2 separate regions of the Homo sapiens genome follow, and region 2 is linked to region 1. Evidence: chromatin contacts called from ENCODE Hi-C or POLR2A ChIA-PET data. All regions are on one chromosome and are shown on one strand. Each heading gives the region's core, a stretch centred on a gene start or an enhancer-like site at or near the end of the contact. The rest is flanking DNA. Distances are from core to core; before and after follow the strand shown.

Region 1 (4,365 bases), core at 709-3,208:
TAAAATGGGGATAATAATAGTTCCAACCTCATGGGATTATTGTGGGGAAATGAGATAATCCATATAAGGTATTGAGCCAGTGCTTAACATATACATGCTATTGCTCAATGTATGCTATCAATTATTTTAATAGAAATATATATTATAAATTGTATGCAGGCTTATTAAGCAGTAGAGATTTCATCATTCACAACAGATTTTTTTTTCTGTTGCCTTTATGATCTCCTGAGTTTTAAAAAACGCACTAAATATTCCTATCTCAGACCCTGTCTCAGAAAACAAACAAACAGAAAAACCAATAAGTAACATTTCTTCTTTTATAAAACCTCCAACCTTCTTTTTGTTCATTGGTGAAGTAAAGATCATTAGTGAAGTAGATCTTGGCTAAATAGAGTGGCTGAAAGTAGAAAAACAGTGCACTTCACAACCACTAGAATAAGGCTTTTTTTCTGTCTGGCTTAGTTACATGATACAATTGAGTCTATCCAGGCTTAGTTTTAAGTAACCATTTATTTGGCTGAACAAAATTAGAGCTTGTGTGCATTTATTATAACATATATCCAGGCCCTATTTAATCTCCTAGGAGAAGAAATGTACTAAATGATATACTGATGTCGTGGAAGAGCTTATCCAACTTAATTAAGTAGACTCTTTATTCCCATATAGTAAGTTAGACATTCCGATTCTTTCCGATGATTCTGCACTAGAATTTAGCTGACCAGGGAGTTGGTTGTACATAGCATGGAACACCTTTCTTTTGCCCACAGTTTAATTATGTATGGAGAGTAGAAAAGAGCTTTGGTATGAAAGCCTAAATACAGTTAAGATACAATGAGCTGATGACAAAGATTCTCTCTCTCTTTCACTCTCCTTTTAAGTAGCAATGCAACTGCACCTGATTAGAAGACTGATCTTTGAAAAATAAGTTAAATTCAAATCAAGAAAAGTTTCTTGAGAACACAGTTATCTACAAGGTACTGTGATGAGTAGTATGAATAATAATAAGACAAAGACGTTAATGTCACTTCTCTCAAGAAATCACCATTTAAGGGAACAAACAAATAAGTCCAGACCAGATAGTAATAAAATGTGGGAAATGCTACACTAGTAAACAAACAAACAAAAAAATCATATAGGAACTGTGATGAAGGCACCAATTCCATCAGGGGAGCAGGGAGGAAGGTGCTAAGGGAAATTTTGCAGAAGTGACATTTGAATTGGATCTTGGAGGATTTCCAAGATTTTTGTGGAAAGCAGAAAGGAGAGAGATAAATAAACAGCATGAGCAGGAGCAGAGAACATCAGTGGTTAGGATGAAGCTCTAAAGATTTGCTAAGACCCAGTTATAAAGCATTTAACGGTCTTCTAAGATTGCCTGGGCTTTATTGTGAAAATAATGGAGAAAATTGAAGGTTCTTAGTTGGGGCAGGTTCAGGGACCTGAACAGGTTGAGTTTGGGGGAAGGTGCATAAGAGTGGGGACACAGGGCAATGTGCTGGCAGGGAGAGTGTGTGAACAAGGAAAAGGTCTTGAATTGTAACTCTGGAGAACATCTCGTGGCGGGTTGTGGAAGAGAAATTTATGAAGGAGGCTCCTAAGAACTGCCTTTTGAAAAAAGGAATCCTGAGACAAGCATAAGAAAGCAAAGAAAAAGAGTGATAAGGAAAAGGAATCGATCAGCAGTGTCAAACACCGTACACAGATCTAGAGGAAAACGAAAAAGAAAGCTATTTGGTTGAGCAACTAGACCATTTTTAGTGGCTCCTTTGAGACCACTTTCAATAGAATTAGTAAGGTAGAAACCAAATACCATGTCAGACAAGGAAAAATAATACTTGCAATGCACAGGAAATTTAAAGATAGGCAGGAGCTGATGTTGCATCTCTCAAGGAGGGTAGTATTTAAGAGCAACCAATGGAAATTATGAGAAATAGGAGCTAAAAAGGTCTAATCCCCAAAACCAGACAGACGAGAAACATTTGCAGAATGATGTCATCCTGCCTCCTTGGGTGATACCACTTTGTTCCTCAGATGTTTAACCCAGCCTGCATGAGTCAACATCTATATTTGGGCATAAGGAGAACTACCTTTTGTGCTATGTGCCAGTTCAGAAGTCTGTTTTTGCTAGTCTGGTTTAGCTCTGCCAAATTATTTTAGGCTTATGACTGCATCAACAGCCCATGGAAATTAATCTGTTTAATATCACATAGCTCTAATTCCAGCACACTTACTTCTATTCAATGTAATCTTAATTGGTTTTTTTCCCCTTTGCATTTGGAAGACACAAGGTTTATATTTACAAGTACATTCATAGCAGATTTTAAAAGGCAAAAGTGGAAATGTCAGAAAAACCATATATAGAATCCAAGAGCTTATATCAATTACTGAACATGACTAGAATAATAGTAATAACTTCTGTGAATTAAGTGCCTAGTGTTTGCCAGACAATTTTCATTGAGTATCTTTGATTCTATAACCCTAAAATGTAGCTACGATTTCCATCCAGAAAAGATTAAGTAACTTGATTACATTCACTCAGTCAGCAAATGGAAGAGTAGGGACTCAAAGCTAGACCTGACCCCAAAGCCCGTGGTCTTTCACCACTCTGTGCCCTCTTCAAAATATCATGGTGCCCATTAATGCAAAAGAAAAGTGAACTGGCTGGGTGCAGTGGCCCACACCCATAACCCAACATTTTGGGAGGCCGACGTGGGCAGAGCACTCGAGATCAGGAGTTCGAAACCAGCCTGGCCAATATGGTGAAACCCTGTCTCTACTAAAAATACAAAAAAAAAAAATTAGCCGGGCGTGGTGGCACATGCTTATAATCCCAGCTATTCGGGAGGCTGAGGCAGGAGAATCACTTGAACCTGGGAGGCAGAGGTTGCAGTGAGCTGAGATCTCACCACTGCATTCCAGCATGAGAGACAGAGCGAGACCCTGTCTCAAAAAAAAAAAAAAAGTGAACAAAGTCATATAAGTTATGTTTACAAGTGATGACCGAGATATTCAGTGGTAGAAGCTCTTTTTAGATGTAAATTACTCATCTAACTTTTATTGGGAAGTAAATATTTCAAAATGCATGTGGTTGACCAGACTTAATAGTAAATGACTCTATTTCTAATGGGATATCAGAGGAGAAGGCAAAAAAGGAAATAAGATAGAAGCATTACACAACAGAAACAATGTCTGAAGGAAAATTCAAAATTTAAGAAGAGCTGGAGATGGGTTCTTATAAGATCTCGTAAGATTATAATTTTTCTGGAATTTTGAACTATAGTGATTCATTCTAAGGAAAAGAAATCAGTTCACAGGAAAAGAATCTCCCTAAGATTATTTCCCATCCCCACAAGCATTGAAAAATGCTTTTTGCATATTACACAGAGAAGTTCTGCTTGTTTTTCTCAACCCCTCCTTGTCAGACCAGGATGGGATGGGGAAGGGTGGCTTACCTTTGTAGACCCCCTGCCAGAGAGCCTTCCCTTGGCATGGAATCTAAAGTAGTCTCCCAGACAATCTCTAGCACATCACTGAGTTATATTTTCTTCATAGCAGTACCTGAAATTATTTTGTTTACTCATTTTTTCACTGACTGGATTACCCCCACTAAATTTACGCTCCATGAGAACAGATTTTGTCTTTTTGATTCATGGCTAAACCTGAAGCACTCAGAACGGTACCTAAAACAATGCCTCAAAAAAAATTTACTGACTGTCTGAATGAATGAATGAGTTAATATTGCCAAGGGCACAGTAATGTGAATCTGCAGCTTAAAGTGGAGATCTTCACCCAAGAAATAAGTTTTGTATCTCTCCCTGAAGAAAGAAACAGTTATGAGGGTGGGGAGTTTATGTTCATGGGCTATTAAAGGAAAACTCAGAAAGATGGTGTGGTAAAAAGAAATATGTATTTGGTCTTTGTTCCAGTTCTTTTTGTTTGTTTGTTTGTTTGTTTATTTTTTGTTTGGAGACAGGTACCCTCCAGGCTGGAATGCAGTGGTGCCATTACAGCTCACTGCAGCTTAAACTTCCCCAGGCTCAGGTGATCCTCCCAACTCAGCCTCCTGAGTAGCAGGGACCACAGGCATGGACCACCATGTCTGGCTAATTTTTACAATTTTTTTATAGAGATGGGTTTTGCCATGTTGCCCAGGCCGGTCTTGAAATTCTGGTCCACCCACCTTGGCTTCCCAAAGTGCTAGGATTACAGGCATGAGCCACCATGCCCCGCCAGTTCCCAGTTATTGACATAGCTTCCAAAATTCCCGGAATTTCCTGAGCAATAGGGGTGATAAAAGCATCTTTTGTTACTCATTACAAGTTCCTTTCAATCATACCTAAATTTATGCTAATAAGGTGGTTCCTG
Region 2 (4,365 bases), core at 1,200-3,699, 110 kb after region 1:
TTGTACTCCATCTCCTCCTCCTTGCTACTTTTGTGAACAGGATTATTTTTCCATTTCTAAATTTATGTCTTTAAAATTAACATTTTAAAGCATACATTTATTTTAAACTTTAAATTTCCCTATTTAAAAAATCTTTCGTCTTACTTTTGACGGACCCATATTCTTTATAACAAAAGTGAAAAATATAGAAGAAAACTCATGATATTGGGTTACTGGATGTATTAATAGATGGAAGCATGGCTCAGCTGACAAGGCAAAGGGAAGGATAGATCCTTCTGGGTGCACTAGCTATCATCTCACTCATCCAAACCCACAATTCAGAGCCATAGTTTAAACCTGTTGGCCCCAAATTCTCTAGATCACTGTAATATCTGTCTTTCCCCCAACCATGCTCTCATGCTCTCCAAAAGTTTCCCTAGGCCACTTAATTCATCTTTATAAATTCTATAAATTTCTGTATATATTTTATAATTAAATATGAATAACATAAAGATATATCATTTTATATATATATTTATAAATTTGTTTTTTCCCAGTTGTTTTCATTTTGTTTTACCTCTGAATATTTCCTCCTTTACAAATAATGTTGACATACTCACTCTGGTCTCCCCTCACCTTCGTTACCCATCATCTCCCTCCCCCCTGCCATTTACTCCCCCTTCTTGCAAATTGTGGCTTTTTTTCTCTTTTATATCAATCAAGACAAATATTTTTCTGTATGTGCTCGTGTGTGTGCCAGTAATAGAAACTGATTTAAAATTCTTTTAGGGATGCCCATACTATCTAAAAGTTGGCATTGATTTTTTTTTCCCATCGAGGTGCTAGATTATAAGTATTTGAAGTTATGTGGCATTTCTGCTGAGGTAATTTTTTAAAGTTAACTATGACTTGATTCAGCTGAACATTTTTTTGCAGACAAAATCTAGTGCACTACCAGATAGGCATATAGCAATAGAACAATTAAATTTTATAAATATTTTAAGAATAGACTGCTTCTTTCTGAATGTTTTTGAGAAAGACAGGGTGATAGTTTATCTAAACATTAAGATCGGTAAATAGAATTTTAAATAAAATTGCTGCTTTGGTAAATTTACCTCTTAATTGTTTGCATTTGGTTTATAAACACTTTCCCCTTCTCATTGCAAGTTTTAAAAAAAAATGAAGTTCAGAGGGATTTTTAGTAATTATTTGGACCAATAAACTCAGGTATTCTGCCATGAACATCATTACTACAGCCAAATAAGCTTTCAGGTACTCAACCATTGAACTATATTTTTGTGCATAGGAAAACTATTTCGAAAACAGTTTTGAAAATGAAAATGCTAATGTTGAGTTCAGCACCACTGTGCCATCATCACCAACCTTATGATTCACAGAAGGAGCAAAGACAAGGGTGTCTGTTTATGAAATGCATTCCTCTGGTCTAGTGATCAGGGCATACGCCACATGGAGAGGGCCACGCTAAATAAAAACAAAAGCTATTAACAGCAGATACAGTAAAGAGATTACAAATAAATTGGTGTGTGTTGCCTCATGAGAATCACTCTTTTGTGAGAGAAAGGGTTAGCTCTTCCCTGGAACACCTCTACCTCTAGTTCTACCCCAAATCACTACTAACTTCTAGTAAGGCTTCTACCAAGAGTTCTTTTTTTACTTTAAATATTTCTTTTTGCTACATTTCTCTCCCCTCTCCATTAGAAGTAATCTAATTTGTCAAAGAAGTAGGCTAAGATCAGAAGAGAGAGGGAATGTCTATTAGAGATTAAATTTACAAACTAACTGACAATGGCAGCAGCCCAAGGCAGGAGGGATGAGCAGGAAGATTGAGCAGGGAAGGGAAGAAAATTAATAATTTTTGAGCATTAATATGTGCTAGGAGATACTTTAAAAATATTTTTTACTGATTTATTGATTTATCAAACACATGACGTATCTCAGTCCTTTTACAAGTACTAACTTTTAGAATTATCTTAAGTCTTATATTATCATAATAAGCATGCACACAAGGTGGCTATTATTATATTTATTTAACAGGAAACTGACACACAGAAAGTTTAAAGTTTAATTTGCCTAAAGTGACACAGCTAGTGAATGGCTGCACCAAAATTCAGACCCAGGCAATCTGGCCTTTCATCCTGTGCTCTGCCACCATCAAAGCGTCATATCAACCTTATAAGGTTGGCATTTATGATCTCCATTTTAGAAATGTGGATCCTGACTCAGGTTAAATAACTCAGACAGGATCAGCCTTAAACTAACTTTCTTAAACTAGCCTTAAACTAGCTTTTCTTATACTTTCTGTCCTTACTGATCATTTACCCAGTCATCCACATCTGAAACTTAGAGATAATTAGAGACTTTAGTCTTTCCAGCTGACTAACTGAGGCTTCTTCACTTCTGCTACTATCTTAATTAGTCCCTCACTATTCTGTAATCTCAAATGTGCTGTAAAGGAAGCAGGTGGGTAATAAAATGTGGGTAATAAAAAGTGAATGAGTCTGGGCACGTGGGAATGGAGAGTTGGTGGACGGGTGGGATGTTGTATTGTAAGGGGCCGGCTGCAGCTCTGCTCCAGCTGTCATTGTGGAGCTGACAGAGCTCATTGTGGACAGATCAGACTTTTCAGGAGAAACCAGAAACCTGGATTTTCATGTGAAACCTTCTACTTTCTAAATTGTAGCACAAGCCTAACAAAATGATTCTGCAGGCTACCAGGTTGTAATCTCTGACTATTCATTATTAAGCCTCCTGAGCAGATTTACTTCCTCTAGTCTGATCTGTACTTCCAGCCTTTTGGCCATCCTCCCTGTACCAGCATAATCTATCCGAAGTGCAAATCAGATAGGATTTGAGGGCTGGTTAGGAGAATTAAATGCTTCTAAGAATGTAATATTCTTAGAAGAATTCTGGGTACTTGGGTAAAAACTCAATAAATATTCTTTAATGGCTGTTAGGTTTTCACTAAATTAAAAGCCTTGAGTGATTCCCATTTATGTTCAGGATAATTTTTAACATGACAAAAAAGTTCCTTATTTCTACCTTCATCTTCTGCCATTTAATCAAATATACTCAGTCTATCGGTATGCTTAAGTGTGTCAGTGTATTTCATGCCTTACAGCTCTTCCTCCTCTGAGTCCATCTGACTGGTGAACTCTTACTATAGCCCCATCCCCTCCAAGATTCAGTTCAGGCATCACCTTCTGTATTAAACCTTTGATTATCCTTCCTCTTGAAGCACTGATTTCTCCCTACTTTGTGTCTCCATAAGATCATGAACTCCCTAAGGGCCGGAACTGTGTTTTATCAGTCTTATTCTCAGCACTTCATACAGTCAACATGGTATATATCTGCAATAAATGTTGGTTGAAAATAAAACAATTAGTGAAAGTTAATGCTGGGATTTGAAACTTCACCTATGAATTTCTTGCATTTTAGACTGTGCCTCAGAGAGGAAAGAAGCTGTAGCTGCCCTTTCGTTAGGGACCCAGTTTATACAGTGTACAATCTGAGGACTTATTGTAGCCTAGGGCATTATGATTGCAACTAGTGAATTGAATTTAGGCGAATTTTTATACTACAAGGCAATATAGTAGCATTAAGGACACTCCTTCCTCTGAAATGCAGTATGTGAAAACTAAGGTGAAATCACCAGTTAAATAATTTGTTTTACAGCCAGGTAAAGCAGTTCTATTTTCTTCCTTTAGAAATTTGATGGTAAATGGTTGGAGATACCACATCTATTTATAAATGGCCTGAGTGCCAGATTTGTTATCTCCTTTCCCCAGGCTTGATAAAAAAGAATGTTGGACTTAACTATTGGTAGTGTCTCCATTAATGAATAGAGCAGTCTGGAGAAAACACACGTGAACAGGAAATTCAAGGGCACCTTGTGTTGTTTTTATCAGTCCAGGAATTCTAGACTTGCAAATTGTATCCTGTTCTTTTTCTGGCCAAAGAAAGGGCTTTAATAAAACAAAAAGAACAGTGTTAAATCCATTAAAGGAATACATTTGCAATACAATAAGTGCCAGTCATCTAGACCATTCTTTGTAATAATTTGATCACTTCTTAGTTTTGTATAATTTAAATTTTTAAAAGTCTGTCTGTGTCTGGTAAGAAGGAAACAAATTTTTCTTGTTTTTAAAGCTAATCTTGTTTTTAAAGCTAATCTTGTTTTTAAAGCTAATCTTTAAAGCTAAACTATACAAGATATTGTATAATCATGAGTAAGGGTGGGATTTTTGTTTTTTCTGCAAATGTGTTTCTTAAGTAAGATTTATTTCTGAAGGCTAATAGAATACCAAATGATTCTGTATTTCTTAACCCAAATGAAATTATTATATATGAAACACACATATAATTTAA

Evidence for each region. A loop is a pair of places that touch in the nucleus more often than their neighbours do. ChIA-PET counts read pairs that join two places held with the same protein, here RNA polymerase II (POLR2A). Pooled maps may share reads with other maps.
Region 2: a map of endothelial cell of umbilical vein shows a loop between it and region 1 (4-fold over the local background). The contact joins two enhancer-like sites. A Hi-C loop is called at or near these places in 6 of 168 maps with a recorded cell type or tissue (aorta, ascending aorta, endothelial cell of umbilical vein and 2 more), 4 of 37 single-sample maps with no recorded cell type and 13 of 50 pooled maps. POLR2A ChIA-PET finds 5 or more read pairs at or near these places in 4 of 52 experiments (AG04449, GM12878, HEK293 and 1 more).

The regions. Positions count from the first base shown.
Region 1 is chr12:27,177,978-27,182,342 of GRCh38, forward strand. It overlaps the pseudogene LOC124902904. Among named protein-coding and RNA genes, the nearest start is that of STK38L, 64 kb to the right of the region's middle. RefSeq lists an enhancer at 991-1,040. Within about 2 kb of position 1,959, at least 10 of the 41 ENCODE cell types and tissues checked have a DNase peak (open chromatin) inside an H3K27ac peak, as active enhancers do; they include GM12878 and endothelial cell of umbilical vein, where a contact is called at or near this core.
Region 2 is chr12:27,288,207-27,292,571 of GRCh38, forward strand. All of the region lies in intron 1 of STK38L (serine/threonine kinase 38 like), which reads left to right. It overlaps LOC124902905 (a long non-coding RNA gene), which reads right to left. Exons shown (of 3, transcript XR_007063254.1): 1 at 3,198-4,365; 2 at 1,363-1,461. Among named protein-coding and RNA genes, the nearest start is that of BMAL2, 42 kb to the right of the region's middle. Within about 2 kb of position 2,450, at least 2 of the 41 ENCODE cell types and tissues checked have a DNase peak (open chromatin) inside an H3K27ac peak, as active enhancers do; they include GM12878 and endothelial cell of umbilical vein, where a contact is called at or near this core.